Regions from separate parts of the Mus musculus genome. Here region 1 is linked to region 2. The links are chromatin loops, found by intact Hi-C in ENCODE. Cell type or tissue: gastrocnemius. All regions are shown on one strand. Each heading gives the region's core, and the rest is flanking DNA. Links, peaks and the distances in the headings are about the cores only. Region 1 overlaps Rbp1 (retinol binding protein 1, cellular). Region 2 has its middle 20 kb from the start of 4930579K19Rik.

Region 1 (8,332 bases), core at 152-8,151, 100 kb before region 2:
ACAGCTGGGTGACCTCAGTCCTCAGACTACACGGGGTCTGGAGGAGTCAAGGTGAGGGTGCTTCATAACCTGCTCTGCACCCTGCTGAGTATCCGTACTGGTCACCATGGTGACTGTGGTGGTGGTGATCATGATATGATGCTGTCACTTCAACCAGGAAGCCTTCCAGGTGCCTGGACAGGGTTGGGTGACACAGACCTCTAACATTCTCCAGCCCAGCCTCTCACCTGCTCCTCAGAACTTCAGTCTCAGTGGTAGCCCTAGCACTGTAATGGTCTAACCTGAGTCAAGGCCCTTTCTAAAAATGATTGGGGGGGGAGGGAAACTAATGTGCCAAGATTATGGGGGGGCGGGGAGGAACTAATGTGCCAAGATTATTAATCAGAACATATTTCATTTTGTTTATCCTAAGACTTGTGTTACCATTAGCTGTTAACATCTTCATGGTAGAAATGAATGTCTTCATTGAATTCTCTTGTGCCCTCAGAGGTCTTGTTATGACAACATGTATTCATAGTGGCTGTTTTTAGTGGTCTTTGTGTCTCTAGTTACTCATTAACATTTTAAAGCCTTATTAATTTGGTTTTCATCTGTGCTCACAGTGAGTTGGCTTTCTCTCCTAAATGTGCTCATTTGGGGTAATTTTAAGGAATTCCCTTAGGAGAGGACTAGACAAAGAGAAGCCACTGCCTACCCATTGCGCTTCCCAGTGGGGCAGAACTGAGTGCCGTCAGCCCCACCTGCAGCAGGCTGAATATTACAGAAACTTAGGAATCTTTTGCCTCTCTAACCCTTGCGGATTAATGAAACATTGTTGCAAGCTCTCAGGACTGGGTCTCACGTGTTAGGACTTATGGCTTTCCTACCCCTCCGCCCAACAGCTTGTTTAATACAAGCACCAAAGGCTGTCTTAACAGGAACGGGAAGACCCTCCGAGAGAAAATCATGTGTTAAAACCACACTGCAGGAGGCAAGGCAGATCTGTATCTTTTAACAACTCACAGGCTGTACACAAGAAGTACCAACTCACTGTCTGGGCTCTGATTTTTATCCCCAAATCTAAAGAGTGTGGGTGTTGGGGTCAGAGCTGGGTCAGACTGGACTCCGGAGCTTGTAGACAAGACTCCCCATAGGAAAGGCATCTCCTCTTATGACCTGCCTCTGAACCCACAGAGATAAGACTGACCCAGAGGCGGGTACAGCAAGGGAGACCCTGGCAGTTCTTTGTGGACAAGCATGGAGGCATCCCTGTCCTTAGAGTGAGTGAGTGGCAGATTGTGGGAACTTTAATAAATGTCACATGTTTTCTGAGAGCCACATTGAGTCTCAGCATTTATAGGTCATGTGGGGTCACTGACTGTCACAACCAATACTGGTCACCTGAAAGGGACAAAGGAACATCAAGACATCCCCGGGACAGGGTCACCCCAGCTTGCTGACTGCAGTGCCAGCTAGGATTTCTGAATGGCTGGGAAGTAGATAATGGCTTTTGAAGTGACAGTCCCTTGTCAGAATAGTATAAAATTGTCTTCGCTCATCTCTTGGCACATGGTTCAGAAACTGCTGACACAGCCAAAGAGGTGTGGATTATTGTTCATTTTTAATAAAAAACTTAGGCTGGCTTTGGGTATAAGCAGCTGCCCTGGCTCCAGCCCCTTTGTACCTTCCTGTGGTGTTGAAATAAGTACTATTGAGAAGCTAAATTACAATGTGACTGTCCACTGCCTTGTCCTTGTATCTGGTCTTCATAGCTAAGGTGGGATTCTGAGTCTAGGGTAGCAGTTTTACACACACACACACACACACAGAGAGAGAGAGAGAGAGAGAGGGAGAGAGAGAGAGAGAGAGAGACCAGCCTCCCCTCTCTTTGAAACTTGAAAAGTATCAGGAATGTCTTCCTGATTGAAGTCCCCCACCCCCAAATGCAGATTAATTGGGTGAATCTAGGAAAGTGAATCAAACAGCCAAGACCCCTTCGAATCAGGCTTTGAAAGATGGCTGGCTACTGACCTCAGAGGAAGGCCAAAGTGGTGTTTTTGGATCCTAGAGTAGGTTGTAAGAAAAATTTACATTTTTGTGTCATTAAAAAAAGGAATTACCATCGGGCATGGCACATACCTTTAATCTCAGCACTTGGGACACAGAGGCAGTTGGATCTCTGAGTTTGAGGCCAGCCTGGTCTACCTATTGAGTTCCAAGTTAGCCAAAGCTGCCTTCCATTTCATTCCGAGTGATTGCCCTTCTCCCCGCAGCTCCTCACACCCCTTTCCTGCTGCTATAGAACACCAGACTTTGAGTCACTGAGACAAATACCACCTAGGCCAGACTGACCTTAAACCTATAGTGAGTCTCTTGCCTCAACCTCTCACGTGGTGGAACCAAAACCTATCTTCCTACTTCCAAAGACTTTAGCAGGTGTCTACCAAGTGCCCTGCCATGGGAAACAGGAGTGCCCTTGTGATTCTGATAAAGTCACATAACCTTTCTAACCTCAGATGCCCTACCATGTCCAGTATAGTCGAGAGCAATCTGTGCTCTAAGGTACCTAGGATAAGAATCAAGAGGAACTTGGTTGAGGCCAGGAAAGGGCTTGGACACTGACAGGACCAACTGAGGGATCTCTTCCCTGTGTATAGGGTTCTCAGAAAGACTTCTGTATATTAGGCATATATCTGCTCCTGGACCTCCTACCACAGTGATGGATATTCTGCCTACCACCAGACAGCCCCCTGAGCTAAGGCATTACTATTGCTTATATCTGGATATGCCATGGGATTTAGAAAGAATGACCACAGCCTTGGGGGCAGAAGCCCACCTTACCTAGTGAATATACCAGTCACGGCCATTCTCTGACAGTAGTCCTACAGGGTAAACGGGTGAGTCTGGTGATCCAGTTGGCATGGTTGTCAAAAGCTTTAGCAATTTGCACACAACTCCACCAGACAGATCCTCCTCAGAACATGTGTTCTGAGGAAATAATGTGCTGAAAGCTTTGTATATGAGGAAGTCTTATTTATACTGTTTCAAATTATAAAATACCCAAATGTCCCAGAGTAGGTAACCAGCTGAATAATGGAGTGTGTGTTCAGTAAAACACCACCAGGGCCCTGAGGGGCTCCTCACTTGTCTGGATGCTCTGCTGGTGCTGTCTTTAAATCATTACTATTTTTGAATAAGAGTCCCTCATTTTCATTTTCCTCTGGCTCTTGCAAATGACGTGGCCATTTTCTCCATAGTGCATAACAGTGAAAAGCATGCTTATGGCTACTATTTGTGGACGTGGAAATCACCTCTAATAAATAAAGAAATGAGGACATAAAGGCATACATGACGGCAATCCTAATCTTCTAAAAGCAGAAATATATGGATATGTTGATAGACGACTGGATAGAAGTACTCCAAAATTTTAGGCAGTTATTTCTGAGGAAGGGAAGTTACATAGACTCATTTGCATTTCTTCTTTTAAGTACAGAAGGTATGAATCTGCCAGCTTTAATGGAAGAAAAGACAATGCCCTGTAGATCCTAGCTGAGACCCAGCCAGTCTGTTCATGCTTCAATGGGGTCTGGAGCCCTTCACCTGCAGAGTGCACAGGAAACTACCTGTTCTTAGGAACTGTTTGAAGCTGAGAACTCATTTCTCCATCCCTCTCCCCATCCCAAGCCAGGCATGGATGACACCCTGTGCACTGCTTTTTGCCACATTTGGGACATAACAGCCTTTGCCCACCGCAGTCTCGTCAGTCACAGACTGTACTGTATTCTGACCTGACTTACATTGGACTTTCTCAGGCTTGAGGCTACACATGTGCCCCAAGTGCGTCTCTGAATCAAGGAGAGGAGCCACGAGGCTTCTTGTGCCCCACATTCACTGTGAACTGCCTCCAGGAGTGAGATCAGTGTGCATACTGGTGCACCCCTGGCTATGCCTGCCTCACTTCTGTCTGTCTGTGTGTCTGCTCGTGTCATTTGTGAAGGTGCACATGCGCTATGCCACACACATGGAGGTCAGAGAGCAACCTCGGTGGTAGTCCTCACCTTCCATTTTGTTTTAGCCATGGTCTCTCTTGTTTCATGGCTGCTTATGCTAGGTTACTGAGACCACTGGTTTCAGACAGTTCTATCCACCTCCTGCCTGCCTCTAGAGTCACACTGGGATTGCAGACATGTGTACTACTGCATGTGGCTTTTAAATATTAGTTCTGAGGATCCAGGCTTAGCTAGTGGGGCAGGTGCTCTGCCTTCTAAAATGTCAACCCAGTTTGCTCTCTCTCTACCTCTACCTCTCTCTCCCCTCTCCTCCTCCTCCTCCTTCTTCTTTCTCTCTCTCTCTCTCTCTCTCTCTCTCTCTCCCCCCCTTTCTTTCCCTTTCCCTCTCTCCCTCTTTCCCTCGTGTGTGTGTATGTGTGTGTGTGTGTGTGTGTGTGTGTGTGTGTGTGTGTGTGTGTACACACTCATCTACATGTACAGTTGCATGTATGCATGTGTGTGGAAGCCAGAGGCCAGGCTTAGGAATTCTCTCCCCCACCCCTCTCTCCTTTCTTTCTCTCTCTTTCCTTTCTTTCTTCCCCCTCCATTCCTTCTTTCATTCTTTCCTCTCTTCTTTCTTTCTTTCCTCCTCCTTTCCCTCCTCCTCCCCCTCCTCTTCCTCTTCCTCTTCCTCTTCTTTCCCTTTCTTTTTTCTATTCGGTTTCCCATTAGCCTATGGTTCACAGAGTAGGCTGGGCTCCCAAAGATCTTCTAATATCTAATATCTCCCTAGCCCTGGTATCGTAACAGAGGTCAGCACTGGCCTTTTTACATGACTTTTGGAGCTCTAATTCACACTGTTGTACTTTGGAAAAGGACCCATCTCCCCGGCATCTCCTGAATGTCTCACTGCAGGCTCATCTCAACAGCAGAGGGCAGTAGTGATCAGCAAGCGCAAAGATGGGGCTTGGAGGGCATCAAGGAGAAAGGAGCCAGTGGGCCTCCAGTGGAGTCCTCACTTTGCACTCCTTGCCAGCGTTTTCCTCCCTCACATCTGCATTATGCTCTTACTGACTGTCCTGATGCTGAGCTGAACGTGACAGACAATGCAGGAAGCTCAGAACCTGAGCTATCTAAAGCCAAGGCCCCAGAGTCGGCTCCCTCATGCCAGGTGGGAATGTGGGGATCCTGGGAATGTTAAAGTCACTGAGAACCACACAGTGAGCAAGATTGAACAGAGTCCTTCCCGCTGAAAGGTGGGTGGCAGGGCTCATGAGGACTTTCCCTTATGGCAAGGATGTATATCCAAAAGGATGTGGGCATGGTACGTAGGAGATGTCCTGGCCATATCTGTCACCCAGCTCAGGTTCTGTTGACTCAGGCACTTATTTAATGGTCATGCTAAGGAGACAAGATTGAGCTCCCATTTTTTGATCCCCCCTCCCCCCGTGTTCCTGGGTGGGTCTTGGCTGCTCAAAGAAACAGAAACCCCTCAGGGATGCCTGTCTTCTCTCTCAGCATCTGGAAGGACACGCCATGCTCTATGAGGATGTGGAGGCTCAAGGGTGGGATGTGAGGTTCCATCAGATCGAGTCCAGCCTGTGGGCTGGTCTCAGGCAGGACAGGAGGACTCTACCCATAGTTCAAGTCCTGAGCATTTGTACTTAGAGTCCCCCATCTCTGCCATTGTCTCCTGACAAAGCACCAGGAACCTTTCCCCTATGGGTCCAGCCTTCCTCTCTGGAGCCCACCCCAGTGTCTCTTCCTCCCTGGACTCCCCTTCCTTAACTTACTGCTGACCTCCCAAAGCCCCTGGTCTGAAACCCCAGCAACATAAAGCTGTATAGCACATCAGAAGAGGGGGCTTCCGAGCACTACTGACCTATGTCCACACCACTCAGATGAGCAGAGCAAGTCTCTTAACCTGGGACATGTACAGGAGATTCCAGGCCATACAGCAGGATATAACAGTGGAAACTGAGACTTGGCTTAGAGAAGACAGGAGGCTGTCGACCAACATCTTGTTGACATCTGAGCTCCTTCTCCCTAGGAGATGGAGGCTCTCTGAGGACATGGGTGGGGTTTTGTAGATATTAGAAGACCTAGCAGAGCTGGTGAGATGGCTCAGTGGGTAAGAGCACCCGACTGCTCTTCCGAAGGTCTAAAGTTCAAATCCCAGCAACCACATGGTGGCTCACAACCACCCGTAATGAGATCTGATGCCCTCTTCTGGTGTATCTGAAGACAACTACAGTGTACTTTCATATAATAAATAAATAAATCTTTAAAAAAAAAAAAGAAGACCTAGCAGAAGTTGAAATAATAATGATTGAGTAGATGAACTGTCTAGGATAGGCAGGGTTCTCCTCACAGAGATGAGGGGACGAGGCCCTGACTGGCATATCTCAGAAATCCCTCCTCCCTGTTTCCCATTCACAACCCTGCCTCAATGACGTTCTCCCTGTCCTAATTGCCCTTTTAAGTGGAATTTATGAAGGTTTTCATAAATTTAAAACTGATCTGCACACTTTAATAAAAGCATGTGGCGGGCAGGGAGTATTAGGATGTGAGTTTTCTGCACTAGAATTGCCGTAAGCGCATCTTGAATTATTGAGGTCAGGAGCCTCTCTCTCCTTCAGTCCTCTTGAGTGTGGGTGTGGGTGCTTCCCCAGGACTGACTACTGTGTTTCTTGCTTTGGCAGACCACTGTGAGCTGGGATGGTGACAAACTCCAGTGTGTGCAGAAGGGAGAGAAGGAGGGACGTGGCTGGACGCAGTGGATCGAGGGTGATGAACTTCACCTGGTAGGTTCCACGGTGGGGACCCAGGCTGTGTCCCCAGCAGTCCTCATGCCCTGAGGGAGTGAATGGACAATGGAAAAGAGCACTGGGTAGGCATTGGTTCTATTCTAAAGTATCTCTTCTGCAGAAGATGCCTGAATGACTTGGAAACCATACAATGTGTTTCCAAGGTCTAGGCTGACTCAAGGTCCAGCCAGGGGGAGCAGGCGGAGAGGCAGGTGGTAGTATGAGCAGCTGTCAAGGTCCTTGTGTTCTCTGGAACAGAAAATCAGCTTCCTGTTTTGATGGTGAAGACGTGGAACTCTGAGGGGCTCGCTGGCAAGTCCTATTGCACTTCCACAAAGCACTTCCAAATAACATATATGTATCCTGTGCACAATGGGACCAGAGCCAAGCAGAAATTCACCGGGAGTGTGTGATCTCGCCTTAGGCTGGGGGCCAGGAAAGGCTTTCTTCAGTCAGTCCTCCTCTCTACCCTCAGCCTCAGGGCAAAGCCACTTCTACTCTGCCTTCTGCCTGGGCAAGATGGCTGGGCTCCGTGAGAGCTACCAGGACCCATGTCCTCTGAGGTGGAAGTCTCTATCCTTCCTCCTTCCTGGAACTCCCCAACTACCCTCCCTGCAGAAAGAGCCTCGCTCTCAAGGTTCAGATGACCTTGAGCTAAATCCTGGGCCACTCACTGGGTGCCTTGGGTAGGACCCAGCTATCACATCTTCATCTCAGAATGCCCTACCACTGCCCCTGAGCTCCACAGCTGCAGCTGTGGAGGAGGAGAGGAGAACTGGAACGAGAGGAGCAGGCCAGCTGCATGGGGCCCCGGGCCATGGGGTTCACCCGCCAACTCCCTGGGTCTCTGTTTGCTTAGCTGCAAACAGGGTGGACATGATCTCAGTGTCCCCTCACCTTTTAGCCCCGTGGCTCTGTGCCAGAGGCTGCAAATCAGGGTGCAGAAGGTTCTCTGGGGTTTCACTTGATCCTCGAAGAGCTTCAAGATTCTTCTGTCACCATTTCAGGTTTAGTAATGGTCACACAAATATCCAGCTTCGCTTCCCAACAACTTGGAAGGCAGAGTTTGATTGCCACTGCCCCCAACCCCTGCCATAGTCAACAGGAGCTGCTTCTATGGGCTGACCTTGGGCTGTCTTGGTTGCTCTTAGAACGACTGGGAAGGCCTGGGTCCACCCACTGAGATAAGGTAGTTCCAGGGAACTTCAGTGGGCAGTCTGGGCTTAAATTCTTGAACTACTCTGAGGCAAAGTAGTGAACCACGCCTCCGGGCTCAGTTCTTTTGAGCCTGGGCACAGACTGTTCCAGGCCTAAAGGATTCCTGAAGCCCTTTAGCTTTTTAAGGGAATAAAAACAAGGGAGCCATCAAGAGTTCCTATTGGTCAACTTAGAGCCACTCCTTCTCTCACCCAACTCCTGCTACAGGATCAGAGAGCCTCATTTCTGTGGATCCCATTCTATCAACTTCCTAAAGACGTAGTGAAGCTCATACAGTACAATAGTAGCCACTGAATATGTTCCAAGTCCCTGTCCCAAGATTCTCAAGTGTAATGTTGC
Region 2 (8,332 bases), core at 184-8,183:
TATTCACGTCATTGACTGTTCTTCTAGAGCAGTAGCTCTCAACCTGTGAGTCCCAACACCCACAGGGGTTGCATATCAGATATCTTGCATATTAGATATTTACATTATGACTCATAAGAGTAGCAAAATTACAGTTATGAAGTAGCAGCACAATAATTTTATGGTTGGGGGCATCACCACAGCGTGAGGAACTGTATTAAAGGGTCCCAGCATCAGAAAAGTTGAGAACCATTGTTCTATAAGAACCCCGACTAAGGGGGAAAAATCCCACCTAACCTTGTCAGTCCTATGAGAGCTTAGTGTTTATTCATTCCATATTTCAGATAAAGAAAACTGAGGCTTGCCTGAGGTCACGTAGCTTGTCAAAATCAGGTCTGCTGGCCCCGGAACCCATCTTGCTAGCCTTCCTATTACACTGCCTTATGTTACATTCAGAGTGAACTTGGCTAGGCTAACAGTGTCAAATCAACTGATGGACATCACCCACCTACTAGACTCTGGTACTGTGCTTGGCACTGTTGGGGAACAAACACACACACTATGATGCCTAGTCCAAGATTGTGAAAGCTTTTCTTTAAAACTGGGCATGCTGGTAATGCATGCTGGTAAACTCAGTCCTCAGAAGGCAGAGGCAGGAGGTTTACTGCAAGTTCAAGGCAAGCCTGGTCTACTTAGTGAGTCCCAAGCCATTCAGGGCTGCATAATAAGACTGTGTCTCAAAAAAACAAAGCAAGCCGGGCAGTGGTGGCACACACCTTTAATCCCAGCACTTGGGAGGCAAAGGCAGGCGGATTTCTGAGTTCGAGTCCAGCCTGGGCTACAGTGTGAGTTCCAGGACGTCCAGGGCTACACAGAGAAACCCTGCCTCACCCCCCCCCCCAAGAAACAAAGCAAACAAACATACAAACAAAAAAGTCCCACTGGTTTCTTAATGATGTTATACAGTGTACTTACTGGCTGGTTTTGTGTGTCAAGTTGACACAAATTAGAATCATCAGAGAGGAAGGAGCCTCAGTTGAGGAACTGCCTCCATGGAGTAAGGTATTTTCTCAATTAGTGATGACAGACCATTGTGAGTAGAGCTATCCCTGGGCTGGTGGTCCTGGTTTCTATAAGAAAGCAGGCTGAGCAAGCCAGGGAAGCAAGCCAGTAAACAGCAGCCTTCCATGGGCTCTGCATCAACTCCTGGCTCCAGGTTCTTGCCCTGTTTGAGTTCCTGTCCTGACTTCCTCTAATGATGGACTATAATCTGGAAGTATAAGCCTAATAAACTCTTTCCTCCCCAACTTACTTTTTGGTCATGGTGTTTCATCACAGAAACCCTAAGACTACATAAACCCTAAGAATACATAAAGACTTCACTTTTTAGATCTTTAAAATAAATACAGATAACTGGGGCTGGTGAGATGGCTCAGGAGTGAAGAGCATTGACTGCTTGTGTAAAGGACTCTCAAGGACTCAGGTTCAATTCCTAGCACCCACATGGCAGTTTACAGCTAGCTGTCTGTAACTCCAGGATCTAACACATAATAGCTCACAACTGTCTCTAAGTCCAGGACCTAACACCTTCACGCCGACATACAGGCAAAACACCGATACACATAAAATAAACATAAATTTTAAAACATGATGTCAAAAAGATACAGATAACTGCAAAACATAGTTAATTTAGCAGAGCAACTTTTGAATATCAAGCATGTGGATCCTGCTCTCTCTGTCCAGCTGTACCGTACTGACAAGAATGAATGGTCCAGGGCTTAGGCATGGCTCCGTGGCTCTCACTGTACCAACAGCTCGGACTTTCTGCCTTCCTATTCCTGGAGATCAGGAAAAGTTTCAGGAGCTGGAATCGATGCAGAAGCTCTGACCAGTCCTAAGACTACCTGGACTACCTAGGACTGTGATGAGGGGCCTTCAGTATTCAGTGACACATATTCACTCTGTGGAAGTGGCAAGGCCATTCATGAAGCACACTGTCTGAGGGCGGGGGGTGGGGGTGCTAACTAAACACATTGAAGGATCCCACAACTTAGAGAAAGTTTATCTCCTGATCCTGGATGTGCAGACCTCTGGTCACAGCTACTTTGGAGGCTGAGGCAGGAGGGTTACGAGTTACAGTGGGATCCTGTTTCACAATAGGAAGTAAGGCTAAGACTAGGGACATAACTCATGGTAGAGTGTTTGCCTAGCTTGTGTGAGGTTCTAGGTTCAATCCCCCACACAGCAAGAAAAACCAACCAACCAATCAACCTGTAACTTTAGTGGAAACACTGGTGGAGTTTGAACAGAGCAACGGACATGATAGTATCATGCAATGTTCATTTCCTAGTTCTTAAATTGCTGTGCTGGTTCAAGATGTTAAAGCTGAAGGATATTTGGAGACTGTATTGTTTTGTTTTTTCTGCTAAGTCTAAAGACAGTTTCCAGGGACCCTTACAGTAGCTTCTCTATCTAACTGTCCTTTCTTCAACACCTGGCAACTAGCTGGGTCACAGTTCATATAAATTTGTCACTTCAGCCATATCAAGTAAGAAGCCCGGCAGTGTGTGACGCTCCAGGATGGTTTTCACTGAGCACGGCTGTCTGGGGGTTTCAGGTTGTCATTGGCATCCATAGGTCATAGATTCTAATTGCTGAGTCGTGTTCTGTGGTGTGGATGCCTCTGTGGAACTGCTCACCTGTGGAATGACAGCTGGGCTATTTCCAGGCTTTTACCACTCTTAGGGACAAAGATGTCATAATCACAAATTATGGGATTTCACGCATAGTTCCATTTTTCTAGGAGAAAGACCCAGAAGCAGGACTGCTTAGTTTTAGAATAGCTTCACGCTCAGGGTTTGGTTTTTTTTGTTGTTGTTTTCTTTTTTAAAAGAAAATGTTAAACTGATTTCCACAATTTGCATCATTACCAGCAGCACATGAATAATTGTGTCTCCAGATTCTGGCCAGCGCATTAGCTGTGCTGATCAGCATGCGACTTTTCCCCAATCGCTAATAATGTTGAACATCTTTTCCTAGGCTTATTTGCATTTCTGCATATTCTCTTTGATGGTTTATCTCTTTATGTCTTTTGCCCGTTTTATAACCAGATTGTTTGCATCACTGCTGAATTTGAAGCATCCTGAATACATTCTAGCTACTAGTTCTTTCGGGGATATGCAAATATAACCTAAAGCTTATGCTTTTAAAATATTTTTATTTTGAAATTAAAATATAATGACATCATTTCCCCCTTCCCTTTCTGCCCCTCTTCCTTCCCCATGCACTCTCACACTCTCTTTCAAATTTATGGCCTCTATTTCTTTGTTGTTATGTGTGTGTGTGTGTGTGTGTGTGTGTGTGTGTGTGTGTGTGTATGTGTGTGTGACTAAGTATATAAACACAACCTGCGCTGTTTGTGCTTATATGTTACTTGTATGTGTATGGTTGTATGATTTCAGAGCTGACCATTTGATTTTGGATATATTGATATGGATAACAAGTTGTCCCTCTGGCATTCCTTAGTTGAGTGTAGTTCTTCTTCTAGGATTGAGGCTCCATGACATTCCCCTGCTTCTTTAGCAGGTCTCTCGGTGTTGACCTCGCTCAGGTCTTGTTGAGGCTCATGCCTCTATCTTAATAACACCGTCCTTGACAGGCTATTAACCAGAGGAGGCTCAACTTAATATTTTCTTTAATGGGCTGTGCTTTTAGTATCAAATCTAAGAACTCCTTGGCCCTAATCTGAAGAATTCCTCTTTTTTTTTTCTCTCTCTCTGTTTTATAAAATTGTGTGGCTTACTTGGATTATAGTTAAGCCCATGACCCATTTTGAGTTCATGGCTGTCCACATTGTAGGACAGACTGATACTCTTTTTCCTAACCTACTGTCCCCTGCTGTTTGTTAAAGAGGCTGGAATAGCTGGGTGGTCACCCTTGCCTTTAATCCAGTGGTTCTCAACCTTCCTAATGCTGTGACCCTTCAATATAGTTTCTCCTGTTGTGATGACCCCCATACCATAAAATTATTTTTGTTGCTACTGTTATAAATTGCAATGTAAATATCTGATATGCGGGATATATGACTCCTGTGAAAAGGTTGTTTGACTCCCAAAGGGGTCGAGACCCACAGGTTGAGAACCATGCCTTTAATCCCAGCAGCACTTGAGTGTCAGAGGCAGCTGGATCTTTGTAGGTTCAAGGCCAGCCTGGAGTTCCAGGTCAGCAAGGGAGACATAGTGAGGCTCTGTTTCAAACAAACAAACAAACAAACAGAATTGTTCCCCTGAATAGTGTATCTTTGAACTTTTATCAAAATTAGTTGCGTGGGACAGAGGAGATGACTCAGCCACATATTGAAACAGATGTGGTTGTGCATAACACTGGCACCAATTAGGGGTGTGGCCACGCATAACCCTGGCACTTGTGGGGGGTGTGGCCATGCATAAGCTTCAGGTTCAGTAAGAGGCTCTTGTCTTTCCGGAATAAGGTGAAGAGCAACAGAGCAGAACACCTAATATCCTCCTCTAGCCCACATAAGCATATGGAGTTACACACACAGATCTCTCTCTCTCTCTCTCTCTCTCTCTCTCTCTCTCTCTCTCTCTCTCTCATACACACACATTGGCTTGACTTTATTGATCTGTTGGATTGAATTACACTGTTTGGTTTCTAAATCTTGAAATAGCCCTTCATTTATGGAATCAAACTCTCCCTGGCTACAGTGTGTGTTTCATTTTATTTTCTTTTTAAAGCATTTACTTTTAAGATTATGTGTAATACAAATCCTCCTGTTGTGCTATATATGTTTGGGGGGGGGGGCAATGTGTGATGTGAGTGCAGGTGCCTGAGGCGTCCAGAAGAGGGCACTGGGTCCTCCGGAGCTGGACTTACAGGTGATTGTGAGCAGTCCTCCTTTCTTTAGGTGCTGGAACCAAATTCAGGTCTTCTAGAAGAGCAGAATGTTCTGGAAGCCACTGATCCATCTTTCCAGCCCCGTTTTCCCTCTTGTTAACTGTCAGGTTCTCTGGCTAAAATTTTGTTGATAGGTTCTGTGTTTGGCTTTATGAGATATATTGACGTACAGCTTCCTGTTTTATTTCTGTGATCTCCTTGTTTGGCTTTGTCATTGAAGAAGTACTTGGCTTCACAAAATGGAGCGGGGCATTATCATCTTTTCTGGGAGAGAGTGTGCAGAATTGGTATTCTTTAAATATTTGGGTGTGGTTATGCAGGGAAAGCATTTGGGACTAGAGACTGGAGGACATTTTCAAATTATGAACTCATTTACCTTAAAGTGAACCTTTTCAGACTCCTTCGTACTGGGTGAGTTCTGATAGAATATTTGATGACTCCAACATCAAGCATCACACACACACACACACACACACACACACACAAAACCCCTCTGCACACATCGGGTTGTTATTTTCCTCATGGTAACTCTGTGGTCGGTAGTCACCACCCTTGCTTGGTTCTAATGTTGGTAGCTTGTGGGTTTTGTCCATCTTGCTTAGCTTTCCCAAGAATGGGGCCTTTGTCTCAACAGTTTCCTCTGCTCTCTGTTCCCCATTGCTTGGTGTTCATTCTTAGGATTTCCTCCCCTCTGCTGGTCTTGGGTTTTGTTTGCTCTCCTCAGGGCAGAGCTTAGATTATTCACTTGAGCTGTTTCTCCTTTGCCAACGCACTCCTTGACTGCTGCCAGGTCACCTCTCAGTGCTGTGTTAGCTGCACACTAGGGATTGTGGCATGCTATTTTGCCACTGTTATTCAACGTCCCCCCCACCACCACCCATGGCTTTCTTTGTCACTTGCTGTTTCAATGTGCACTGCTGAGTTTTCAAGCATATATAGGCTTTCCTGATACCTTCCTGTTAATTGTTGCTAGCTTGAATTGACTGTGACGGGAAAACAAACTTTGGACTTTTTGTTTGGTTGGTTTTGCTTTTTCTGTTTTGGTTTTTGGGTTTTGAGCCTTGATCTAATTTTCTTCTCTTTTCAGGACTCCAAGGATATAAATGTTAGAGTTGCCATAAATCCCAGAGGTCCATGAAGCTCTGTCTCTTGTGGTTTCAGTCTGCCTTCTCTGTAGTGCTTAGATTCAGTGATGTCCCTGTGCCATCAGCTTTGCTATCCCTTCTCATATTTGAGCTTTCTTATGTCAGTTATGGGTTTGGGGGTGGGGCTGTGACTTGGTTTTCAGTTGTTTGGGTTTGGTTCTTGGTTTTCTGAGACAAGGTTTTTTCTCAGACAAGGATAGCCCTGGCTGTCCTGGAACTCACTCTGTAGATCAGGCGGGCCTCAAACTTGCAGAGCTCCACCTGCCTCTGCCTCCCAAGTGCTGCCCTCCCTGCTCAGTTATGAAGTTTTTAACATAACTTTTTCATTAGATTCTTCAAGCTTTTATTTCTTTTCTGATATATTTTTAGCTTTTTGAGGCTTCCTGCTTGTATTTATAATATACTCAACATTGCCTATTGAACATTTTTATGGTGACTGCTTTGAAATATCTGTCTTATAATTTTAAAGTTTCTCACATCTTAATGTTGACATCTGTTTTCTAGCTCTTGAAAAACCACCGATGAGTGATTTTCTGTTGGCACCTGGACATTCTGGGTACTGTGTTAATTTATTTGCGCATTCTGTTCTGACTTCCTCACACACTGCACTAGTGACAGGCAGGGACAAGGTGGAAGGGTATCTCACTGTTGGCATGTGCAGAGAGGACTCCAGGTTCCCCACTCAACCTCCATTAACCCCTCAGTACCAAGTGGAAGAGTTTCTCATTACCACTAGGCAAAGGTCGGAGTTAAAGCTTACCATTGGGCTGTTCCTGGCTGGGATATCCCCTGGCTGGGATAGCTAGGGGTGCACCATTGCTGTTCCCTGTGTTGACTTTACTGGTACTGCAGAGGTAAAGCATAGTGAGAATTTTGGTTTCTTTAAAAATCGTTATGTTATGTGATTTATGTTTTTGTTTTAATACCAGGTGTGGGATATGGGGCTGCTTCAGATTGTTCACAGCCACTAACTATGATTTGTTTCATGCTCCAGGAGGGGTGTGATTTTTGCCGGCTGCAGATAATTTATGTTTGGAATTCTGGGGAATCTGGAGAAAGCTATATGAGAGGGCCTGCAGTGCCTACTGCTGTTGCTACCACTACCGCCACCACCACTGCCACCGCCGTTGCGATTGCTGGATTGCTGGATTGCTGGATTGCTGGATTGCTGGATTGCTGGTTAGCAGTATCCTAACCACAAAGACTGTGCTTGCCCCTAAGAACTCGACATCCCTAATCAGCAGGAAGTAGTCTAGAGAGGTCTATGTCCCCTTCCCCCTCTAACCTTCTTTTTCTCCTACCTAGTAGTAGGGGGTTGGAAGGATCAGGGTGGAATAAGGGTGGAGAAGGATGATAGTTATAAGAACTCAATAAAGTAGCCCCAAAAATGCATCTACAGTAAATAAGGGGTCCTTTTGCTTTTAGAGCTTCTCTACTGGGATGGGAGAGAACTTCATATCTGGTTGGACTCCCAGGCTTCACACTGGTCTCCACTGATGCTGTGGAGGAATGGCCTCCTTACTATACCTCCTAATACCAGTAGGTATTAGGGCCCAAACCTCTGCTTGGCTTCTGATGCCATTCCAGCATCAGCAGAAAGACAGGAATAATTTTTTTTCACATTTTGGTAGGAAGTAGAAGTCTAGGTTGGCTATTTGGTCTTTGTTTGTATGGAGGGGTAGGACAGCTTTGGTTGTAAGCTGCCTTTCTGGGGTCAACCAATCGTCATCTAAAAGACTCTGTCTTAATAGGCTGCCTTTCTTGTGGTCCATTGGTTAGTGAGAGCAGGTCGTCGTTTGGGTTGGTTTTTGTTTGTGGTTGTTGGTGTCTCCAGGTTGCTGATTCTTCAGTTCTAAGTTTGAGATCCATGGTGAAGAGCAGAAACAGGGAACTCACTGTCATGTCATTATTTAGGTCCTGAGGTCCCTAGCAGGTCAGTCATATTTAAGAATAGAGAAGACTAGAGAAAGTATATCTGTAAGTGAGCCAGCTACTGTTTTTAGAATTTCTGAAACACCCTGGATTATTAGCAATATCCTAGTCTCTAAATGGAGTCCTTTCTTCCACTTCCCATGCCTACTTGGTAACTGCAGGTAACTCTTCTGTATCTGGTTTGTCCAGCACATCTTGTCCATAGGGCAATAATACAGATTAAGAAGAAGAAGAAACAACAATAGCTTTAAAACAGCTGGCTGCAAGTGGGGGCACAGGCCTAGCAGCACAAGGAGTAAAATGCAAAACCAGATGCAGAAAAATGGGATTAGTTGTTGAAAAGGATGTCACCACCTCAAGTG

What was found. A loop is a pair of places that touch in the nucleus more often than their neighbours do. Peaks named below come from ENCODE experiments on the same cell type or tissue, not always from the same donor. Only the 100,000 strongest peaks of a DNase experiment are listed, where the experiment ranks them.
Region 1: a loop joins it to region 2, with 4 times the contacts of the local background. A loop is called at or near these places in 18 of 42 quality-filtered maps.

Annotation. Positions count from the first base shown.
Region 1 is chr9:98,437,920-98,446,251 of GRCm38, forward strand. It overlaps Rbp1 (retinol binding protein 1, cellular), which reads left to right. Exons shown (of 4, transcript NM_011254.5): 3 at 6,671-6,772. Among named protein-coding and RNA genes, the nearest start is that of Rbp1, 19 kb to the left of the region's middle. In gastrocnemius, for the core only: a CTCF peak has its summit at 4,893 (motif pointing right); DNase peaks (open chromatin) are centred at 4,909, 7,113 and 7,613.
Region 2 is chr9:98,539,855-98,548,186 of GRCm38, forward strand. No RefSeq gene overlaps it. Among named protein-coding and RNA genes, the nearest start is that of 4930579K19Rik, 20 kb to the right of the region's middle. In gastrocnemius, for the core only: no CTCF peak of the experiment used is centred there; a DNase peak (open chromatin) is centred at 4,852.